2 separate regions of the Homo sapiens genome follow, and region 2 is linked to region 1. A link is a loop called in an ENCODE intact Hi-C map of the cell type or tissue named here. Cell type or tissue: mucosa of descending colon. All regions are shown on one strand. Each heading gives the region's core, and the rest is flanking DNA. Links, peaks and the distances in the headings are about the cores only.

Evidence for each region. Peaks named below come from ENCODE experiments on the same cell type or tissue, not always from the same donor. Only the 100,000 strongest peaks of a DNase experiment are listed, where the experiment ranks them.
Region 2: it touches region 1 in a loop (7-fold over the local background); 1 of 110 quality-filtered maps calls a loop at or near these places.

What each region holds. Positions count from the first base shown.
Region 1 is chr17:57,411,957-57,416,352 of GRCh38, forward strand. The region is part of intron 6 of MSI2 (musashi RNA binding protein 2); the gene reads left to right. Among named protein-coding and RNA genes, the nearest start is that of MSI2, 160 kb to the left of the region's middle. In mucosa of descending colon, for the core only: no CTCF peak of the experiment used is centred there; a DNase peak (open chromatin) is centred at 2,314.
Region 2 is chr17:57,735,488-57,739,883 of GRCh38, forward strand. No RefSeq gene overlaps it. Among named protein-coding and RNA genes, the nearest start is that of CCDC182, 7.6 kb to the right of the region's middle. RefSeq lists an enhancer at 407-476 and a silencer at 1,144-1,322. In mucosa of descending colon, for the core only: no CTCF peak of the experiment used is centred there; no DNase peak of the experiment used is centred there.

The sequences.
Region 1 (4,396 bases), core at 268-4,267:
AGATCACACCATTGCACTCCAGCCTGGGCGACAAACCAAGACTCCGTCTGGGGGCGGGGCCGGGGGAAGAATTACTATGGTACCTCTTTGAGGAAAGTCACTCTGACCTTCCTCTCTGTCACCCAGGCTAGAGTATAGTGGCGCGACCTCAGCTCACTGCAACCTCTGCCTCCCAAGTTCAAGCAATTCTCCTGCCTCAGCTTCCTAAGTAGCTGGGTTTACAGGCGTGTGCCACCACGCCTGAATAATTTTTGTATTTTTAGTAGAGACAGGGTTTCGCCATGTTAGCCAGGCTGGTCTCGGACTCCAGACCTCAAGTGATCTGCCTACCTCAGCCTCCCAAAGTGCTGGGATTACAGGTGTGAGCTACCGCACCTGGCCAGTTTGTCTAAAATATTTTATATTAGAACAAATATTATGGCACAGAATGCAATATTTGCATAATTCTTTTTTGAAACACTGTGATACTTGCAGACACTTCAGGATCGCTTCTGGCTGCATCAGTTCCTGGTCATTCTGGGCTGTCCCTTAACGTACTTTGCCTTTAGGAGGAGTACATAGGTAGAAAAGTTGAGAATCTCTATTGTTTACTCCTTAGTATAGGGGCTGGCAAACTTTTTCTGCAAAAGGCCAGATAATAACTATTTTTAGTTTTGTGGCCCAGATGGTCTCCTAGAACCATTCAGTTCTGCCATGCTATCACGATGACAGCCAAAGACAATATGAAAATGAATGGTTGTGGCTATATTCCAATAAAACTTTATTTACAAAAGTCAGGAGGCTGCTGGTTTTGGCCCTCAGACTGTATAGTTTTCATACCCCCTTGGCTGAGCATATTGCCTGCTAATAAGAGCATAGGTTGTTTACACTCAGTCTGTCTGGTATTAGACCCAGCTCATCTGTTTACTAGCTTGGTAACCTTGGGCAGGTCATTTAACTTCTTCCCACCTCACTTTCTTTATCTGTAAAATGGGGATAATGATGGTCTTTAACCCATAGGGTTGTCATGAGGATTAAATGAGCTAATGCACACATAGTTGTTAGCATCCTGCTAAGAAACAGAGTGAGCACTTAACAAATGTTAGAAACATGAGCTGGTGGTGTTATTTTCAACGTTGGAGACTCAGGTCCTCTGAGACTCTGGAGTTTCCACTTTAGTCCTGTCTAGCAGTAGGCTTGCTAGTGCAACAGCCTTTATATACACACACACACACACTCTCTCTCTCTCTGTCTGTCTCGTTCTCTCATTCATCTTTTCCATCTATCCTGTGGGGGAGCTTACCACTCAATTCTTCTACCCACCCTGGCAATGATGCAAACTAAAAAGCCCTTCCTGCATCTTCTGAGCATAAAGACGACGATTCAGTTTTATGCAATTTTGGTGGGATGTACCTCGAGTTCCATCCGGCTACCCCGCTGCTTCCAGTTTGTGGAACTGACTTGCCGGTTGCCCTGGCTTTGATGAAAGAGTTGAACCGATGTAGGCCCAAAGAGAGTTCTTCTGGGTGGATCCTTCTGATGAACACTCTTTACATTTCTTTCTCGAATAATTAAACTTTTTTTGGTAACGGATACTGCCTGGAAATTGTCCCAGTATCATTTGGCTGATGTTTGTTAAAATATCTTTATATATATTGATCCACTAATCTGTTTATTGCATTTATTTTGCCTCCTGGGAGAGCTTTTCAGATCCTCATTTAAGTTTTTCTTTCCTTTTCCTTTACATATGATTCTAATAAGCTTGGTTTTCTGGCTTCTTTTAAATTTATAGCAAATATTAAGGGGTGGAAAGATGTTAATAAACTCAGTGTAAAGCGAGAGGGAGAAAACCTATAAAAACAAAGAGGCTTCGATCTTGAAAAGCTCCGCAATGTAGGACTGTTTAGTGCAGGGAAACAGTCATCCTTCCTCATTAGGCCCACAAGGCATTGCATCTACAGCCTCACGCATCATTCATTTGTTCATTGATTCATTCAGCAGACCTTGATTACCTTGAATGCCAGGTACCGAGCTAGGAGCCAGGAGCACCTTGGTGAGTGGAACAGACAAGATCCTTGCTTACTTGGAGCTTAACAAGCATGGGGTGTGGGTGGCGGAGGACCAGCCAAAAGCAAGCAAGGAAATAATAAAAATAATTACAGATTGTGTCATCAAGGAAAGAAACCAGGAGCTGAGAGAATCCATAATGGGAATACGGAAGAGGGAATCTTGGCTTATCAAGAAGTCAGATATGTGTAGTCTCTTTGCCTTGACCTGACTGTAAATTCCACCAAGTGGGGCTGGGTCTGTTTACTCACCCTGTAGCACCAGGACTGGCCTATGGCCTGGGCAGTAGTTGGTGCTCAGTAAACAGTGGTGGAATGAATGGATCCTCTGTATCGGAGGGCAGGGAAGTTCCAGTCATTGGAGAAGGAGTTTCAAAGGGTAAAATTAGGATTTTTTTTTTTTTTGAGACAGAGTTTCACTCTTGTTGCCCAAGCTGGAGTGCAGTGGTGCAATCTTGGCTCACTGCAGCCTCTGCCTCCTGGGTTCAAGCAACTCTCCTGCCTCAGCCTCCCAAGTAGCTGGGATTATAGGCGCCTGTCACCACGCTTGGCTAATTTTTTGTATTTTTTGTAGAGATGATGTTTCGCCATGTTGGCCAGGCTGGTCTCAAACTCCTGGCCTTAAAAGGAGGTGAGCATCTGCCCGTGTTGGCCTCCCAAAATGCTGGGATTACAGGCATGAGCCACCCTGCCCAGCCAGGATTTTTCTTTTTAAAATGGGGCATTAAGAGAGTATATTCCATTATCTGGAGCATTTCCTTATGTGAAACCCATTATTTCCCTGCATCCTAGGATCCCTTAGCTATTTCCAACCCGCAGCAAAAGCTTAATAGAACTAAGGGAATATCTGGGCAGGGTGAGCTGGTCAGTAATGCCCTTTTCAGAGTCGGTAGATTCTCAGGCAGGTTTCGGCATAGAGGGTAGACACAGAGAAGGGAAGGATGTCAGGAGGGTAAAAATTGGGATATGCAACTCTGTTTCATCTTCTCTCCTTCTCTTCTTTCTGTCTTTGGTCTAAGAAAAGCAGTAGACTTGCTGCTTGGGAGGTACCAGGGTAGGTCAGTGACTTTGAAAAGCTGGTGAGACGGTGAGAGCGTTGACTCATCTAGGCTCATAGATGTTATGGATCCTCTGGGCACCAGGGATGGGGGTACTTGGATGGGCATCGGGCAGTTTCTCTCCCAGACTTGCCGTCTTGTGATCAGCCAGGGTGGGGAATGAAAATGGGTCCAACAACATTAAGCCACAGCACAATCCTCCCTGATGTTGAGAAATCTGGCTGTGGACATGGAGAATGTGTTTGTGGGTACATTTTTGCCTCTCGAATGAACCGAATTTGCCATTGGCATTTACTGCCAGACTGTCGGGAATTATGTGGGGTTGTGGGGGGATTATGTGGGGTGAAGTTGAACAATTCTCAACTTTGGAATTGGGCAGACCTGAGTTTGAATCCAGATCATTTGCTGTTAGCATTGTGACCCTGGGCTATTGATTCAACTGTCTCCTGAGCCTGGTTTCTCATCCGTTAAGTGGGCATACAATTTCATTTACAATGGGGTTGTAAGAATGAAAAGATACACATTTGCCCAGGGTCTGGCACATGGGTATTTAATGATAGTCTCCCCTGCCTGCATTCCCTTTCTGCTCCCCATTCCCCCCAACATCCCGTGTTTCTGAACCCCCAAATTGCTGACTTTCACCAGGTTCACTCCCTCTGATAAACTCCCTCCCTTAATCTGCACAAAGCCCTCTCTGTGTGCCAAATGGACGGTTTTTGGACCAGTTTCTTAGTTGCTCCCAGCCTCTGCCCCCACCCCTCCACAGCTATCCCTCTGACAAATCCGGAACCATGGAAGTCCTCATTCTGAGATCCTCCTAGATTTAACCCAGCTGGAGTTAGTGTTGGGGGAGGCTAAGTGGAGGATTTGGCTTTTTTTCCTCTTATGCTAATGAAGTGAATATGGCAAGGAGTCACAATATTTTCTTTCCAGGCAAAGAAATGTTGTAGTAGGAGAAACAGCATGCAGGGGAAGCAAATGTGATCTCACTGGATTCTCTCAAGGGAGGAATAGGACAAATTGTCAGCTTCTGTTGAGAAGATAATACTCTCACTATGATAAATGCCAAGTTTCTATTGAAAACCACCATCTTAATGGTGGTGTCCCCAAGCACTCAGTGCTTGCCTGGCAGCCGAGACCAGAGGAGAAGCAGAGGAAAGCAGATATTTGTAGGGGGTTGTTTGTTTGCAATGAGAAATCAGTTCAAAGCAAAGGAGATGGTGCATTAAAAATGTTCTTTTAAGGCAGCTTTAAAAAGCTAACTGGAGTGCTCCAGTGTGGCCTGATCTTAAA
Region 2 (4,396 bases), core at 159-4,158, 320 kb after region 1:
AGAAGGAGAAGATCTCTAAGTTGCTTTCTAGCCCTGAAATGCTCTAATTTTATCTCTAGAAAAAAAGACAAATGTTGCTCAGGGAAAGCCCTGTGTTGCTCACAGAGGGGTCAGTAAAATATCTCTGATGGAACCCTAACCTCTAATACATTCCTGTGGGGAAAAAGTCTATTTTAGAAACAAGAAGACAGGGCACTGGTCCTGTATCAGCCACTAATCACTATGTAACCTTGAGCGTCTCCTCTGCTAAATGAGAAATTTGGACTTGATGAATATGAGAAATAAATGTCACCTCAAGTGCCACTCTGTGACCAGTATAGATAGTGGCTACCTGGGAGCGAGATGTTGAGAAAAAAAATATGAATCTGCCTCCAACTCAAGCAGGAAGAGTGTTGGGATCGATGACTGATGCCTGCCACCTGTGGAGGGCTCCAGGCAGTGCATGTGGCCTTTGCCATCCCTGGGGTAGATCCTCTCTAAGGTGTCTTTTTACTTGAACTAATCCTTTGCGAGTAGCACACGGAAAACCAGGGGATTCAGAGTCACCGATGGACTGGAAGAAGAACTTGGCTTGTTCAACTGTTTTTATATTATCCATGGCTTGGGTTTGAATAATCTGTCCCCTGATACCACTGTATTTTAGAAATTGCTACCTAAGGCAAATTCTCCACTTTTAAACTCATTTCCTGAGTCGGTCTTTTTAAGGCCCACATTAAATATTGATCTGCCCTGGAGAGATCTAATTTATTTAGTAGAGACATGTTTGACTCCGCCAGAACTGTCAAACTCAAAAATGGGGCCATACCCCTCCCAAAGCAATAACCATTGACGATAGTGACAGACAAGCCAAGGGCACCAGAACCAGCGGCGTTCCACTGTCAGAGTCTCAGGGACAGGGCCTGCCTTCTGCTTTCACACAGGTAGCCCTCTTGCCCAAGACTATTGGAAGCTCTCTGAAAACCTTTCCCAAGAGGCTGGTTTTCTGAAAGTCAAGGTGTCCACTCTGTGCTGGCCAGGCTCGCCATCTGCCGCCCCAAGGCCTGTTGGCCCATGGTGGGGAACCCCAGAAACCTCTTCTGCTTGCTCCCAGCGAGCTCTGTTTCTGGGGCTATCGTGACCAAGCTCCAACCTTCAGACTCTGCAACCCCTCCCTCAAGTCCTGATTCTGGCCCAGGAACAGGGACCCTGGTTCTAAACCTCAGCCCCAGTGAGCTTTGGCTTGATTGACAACGCGCTGGCTGTCTCCTGTTTGCACTTAATAGACTCCAAAGAGAAAGAGAGAGAGAGAGAGGAGAGAAGGAGATTTTATCTGCTCCAGCCTGGGGAGAAGGACTCTCATGCCCCACACAGCCAGCTCAGCACACAGAGTGGATTGGAAGATTTGAGGTTCTGATCCAGCTTTGCCTTTGGATCTGGCCTCCTTCACCTCTTGCACACAGAATCACCTGCTTCCATCACCCTACACTCTGGGTTGATCCAGCTTAATTTCACTCCATGATCTAGGCTTCCAAGCACAAATGCCGAAATTCCCTTCTGGGTCTCTGGCAACATCTGTTTGAGGTCTAGCAAACAAGAATCCCCAAGGCCAGGAACAAAGCCTATCTTCTTGGGTTAGGGAACTGAATTATAATTACAAGTCTTAGCAAATTATCCTACCCTACCTGCATTCCCTCTGTTAATTCACCTAAGTATCCTGTGAGGCCCGTAGTGTCTTTATCCCCATGAGGGATATGGGGAAATTGAGGCTCCAAGTTTGTAGCCGCTGACCACATATGGCCAACTAAAATGAAATAAAACTTAAAATTTAGTTTCTAAATCCCACTAGCTACATTTCAAATGCTCAATAGCCACATATGCCTGGTGGCGACTAAATTGACAGTGCAGAATTACAGAACATTTTCGTCATTGCAGAAAGTCCTATCACACAACACTGTGAGGGGTAGAGTAACATCCCTGTGCCATGCAGAAACCGAGTAGCAGAGTTGGTACTTCAGCTAGGCCAGTTTGTCTATCCACTACCCTTTTCTGCTATTGAAAGGAATCCGAAAGGAAAGGGTTGAGATGGGCAAGAGGTCAACAAAGAAATCTCACTCTTAGAGTGAAGGTTTTTGAGGGACACATCTGAAAAGTTTAAGACCTTTTGACCACCTCCTGGTCACGTGACAGCTGTCACCAGCACCAGGGGCTACCTGGCTACCTGGTCATGATGCTGCTGTTTGCTCCATCAGACATCTCTTCCAGCCCTGGAGGGGCTTGGGGTTTGATCTCCCTGTGGCAGTCAGTTCTATCCCTTATCTCCCTGATGAAGGGGAGTCAAGCACACATTTGGGCACAAAAGAATGTCTTGCACACCCTGCCAAGCTCCTGAGACCTCTTGGAGATAGTGAAGGTCAATCAAGTTCTAGATCTCCAGTTCTGATCCATTTATCATTTATGACATGCCTTCTATGGCCCAGTCTCTAATTCAGGCACCTTTTACATCTATAACCTAGATAGTTTCTGGAGCCCATGTGGCTTCAGAATGTCCATAAACTAAAAATAATTTAAAATAATCGCAGTCTATATTTGTATCACTCAATATTAAATGGGATTTGAATGATAAATCATAACATCATTTATTTTTCTCACTGTATATTTGAATTTACACTTTATTTTATAAACAGTTTTGTTTTTGTTTCTTGAAACAGAATCTTGCTCTGTCGCCCAGGCTGGAGTGAAGTGGTGCCATCTCGGCTCACTGCAACCTCCACCTCCACGGTTCAAGTGATTCTTGGGCCTCAGCCTCCCAAGCAGTTGGGATTACAGGTGTGCACCACCATGCTCAACTAATTTTTTTCTATTTTTAGTAGGGATGGGGTTTCGCCATGTTGCTCAGGCTGGTCTCAAACTCCCGGCCTCAGGTGATCCACCTGCCTCGGCCTCCCAAAGTGCTGGGATTACAGGTGTGAACTACCACACCTGGCCAATATGTTGTTCTTTTTATTGCCAAATAACATTCCATTGTATGAACATACCACATTTTGTCTATTCATCAGTTGATGGATATTTGAGTTGTTTTCACTTTTAGGCTATTATGAATGATGCTACCATGAACACTCACATACCAATTTTTATGTGGAGATGTGTTATTATTTGCATTGGGTATATACCTACGAGTGGAATTGCTGGGTCATAGGGTAACTCTGTGTTTATCATGTTGAGAAACTGCCCAACTGTTTTCCAAGATGTCTGCACCATTTTACATTCCCATCAGCAATGGGTTCCCATTTCTCTGTATCATCACCAACACTTGTTATTGTCTAGTCTTTTGATAGTAGCCATATTAGTAGGAGTAAAATGGTATTGCATTGTGGTTTTGACTTACATTTCACTAGTGTCTAAGGATACTGAGTATCTTTTTGCGTGCTTGTTGATCATTTGTCTATTTTCTTGGGAGAAATGTCTATTCAGATCCTTTGCTAGCTTTTCAGTTGAGTTATCTTTTTATTAAGTTGTAAAAAAGTTCTTTCTCTTTTTTTAGGATACAAGTCTCTTGCCAGATAAATGATTTGTAAATATCTTCTTCCGTTCTGTGGGTTGCCTTTTTCACTTTCTTAATGGTACCATTTGCAGAACAAAAGTTTTTAATCTTGATGAAGTCCCATTTATCTATTTTTTCTTTAGTTGCTTGTTCCTTTTGTGTCATATCTAAGATTTGCTCCCATGCTTTCTTCTAAGATTTTATAATTCTAGCTCCTATACACATCACTTCTTAATGCCTTCCTTCCCCTAAGCCATTGGCCTCCCCTCATCTCTTCTATACTTCTGCTGTCCAACCTCATTCTCAGGACTCATTCTCAACTACGCACTGAAAAGACTTCTCTCTGAAAATCTAAGCCTGCCAGGTTTTCTTTCTTACGTTTCTCCATCTCCTTGTTTCCTTCTAGTTGTGTCTATTTTTTCTTTCCCATGAATAAATCTCAGCCCTTTCTGAAACAAGACCCTTAGCTTCCCCTCTTTAGTTCTGCATCAAAAAAGTCTAAAACTTGGGCTGGCTCTCTTAGATGACTAGGAATAGAAGATTGCAATCTCTTATAATTTAATATATTTCCTTTCAGCACTGTTGTACATGCCTTATCTCAATTACCTCTTAAACAAGCCTAGGAAGTTGGCCCCACAAATCCCAATTTGCAAGTGGGAAAACAGAGGCCTTGGTGTGACAGAGATGTTTGTTAGTTAAAGGATCACATCTTAAATAGAAACCTAAGAAGCTGCAGAGTTAGAATCTGTACTTGGAATTTCTGACCACAGGCTCAGTGCTCTGCCACAAAATGCTGCCTTTGCCCAGAGATTTCCACTCAGCTGCTCTCAAAGGTCATATTGATAAACACCACTCACACAAACAGGCACAGATGAT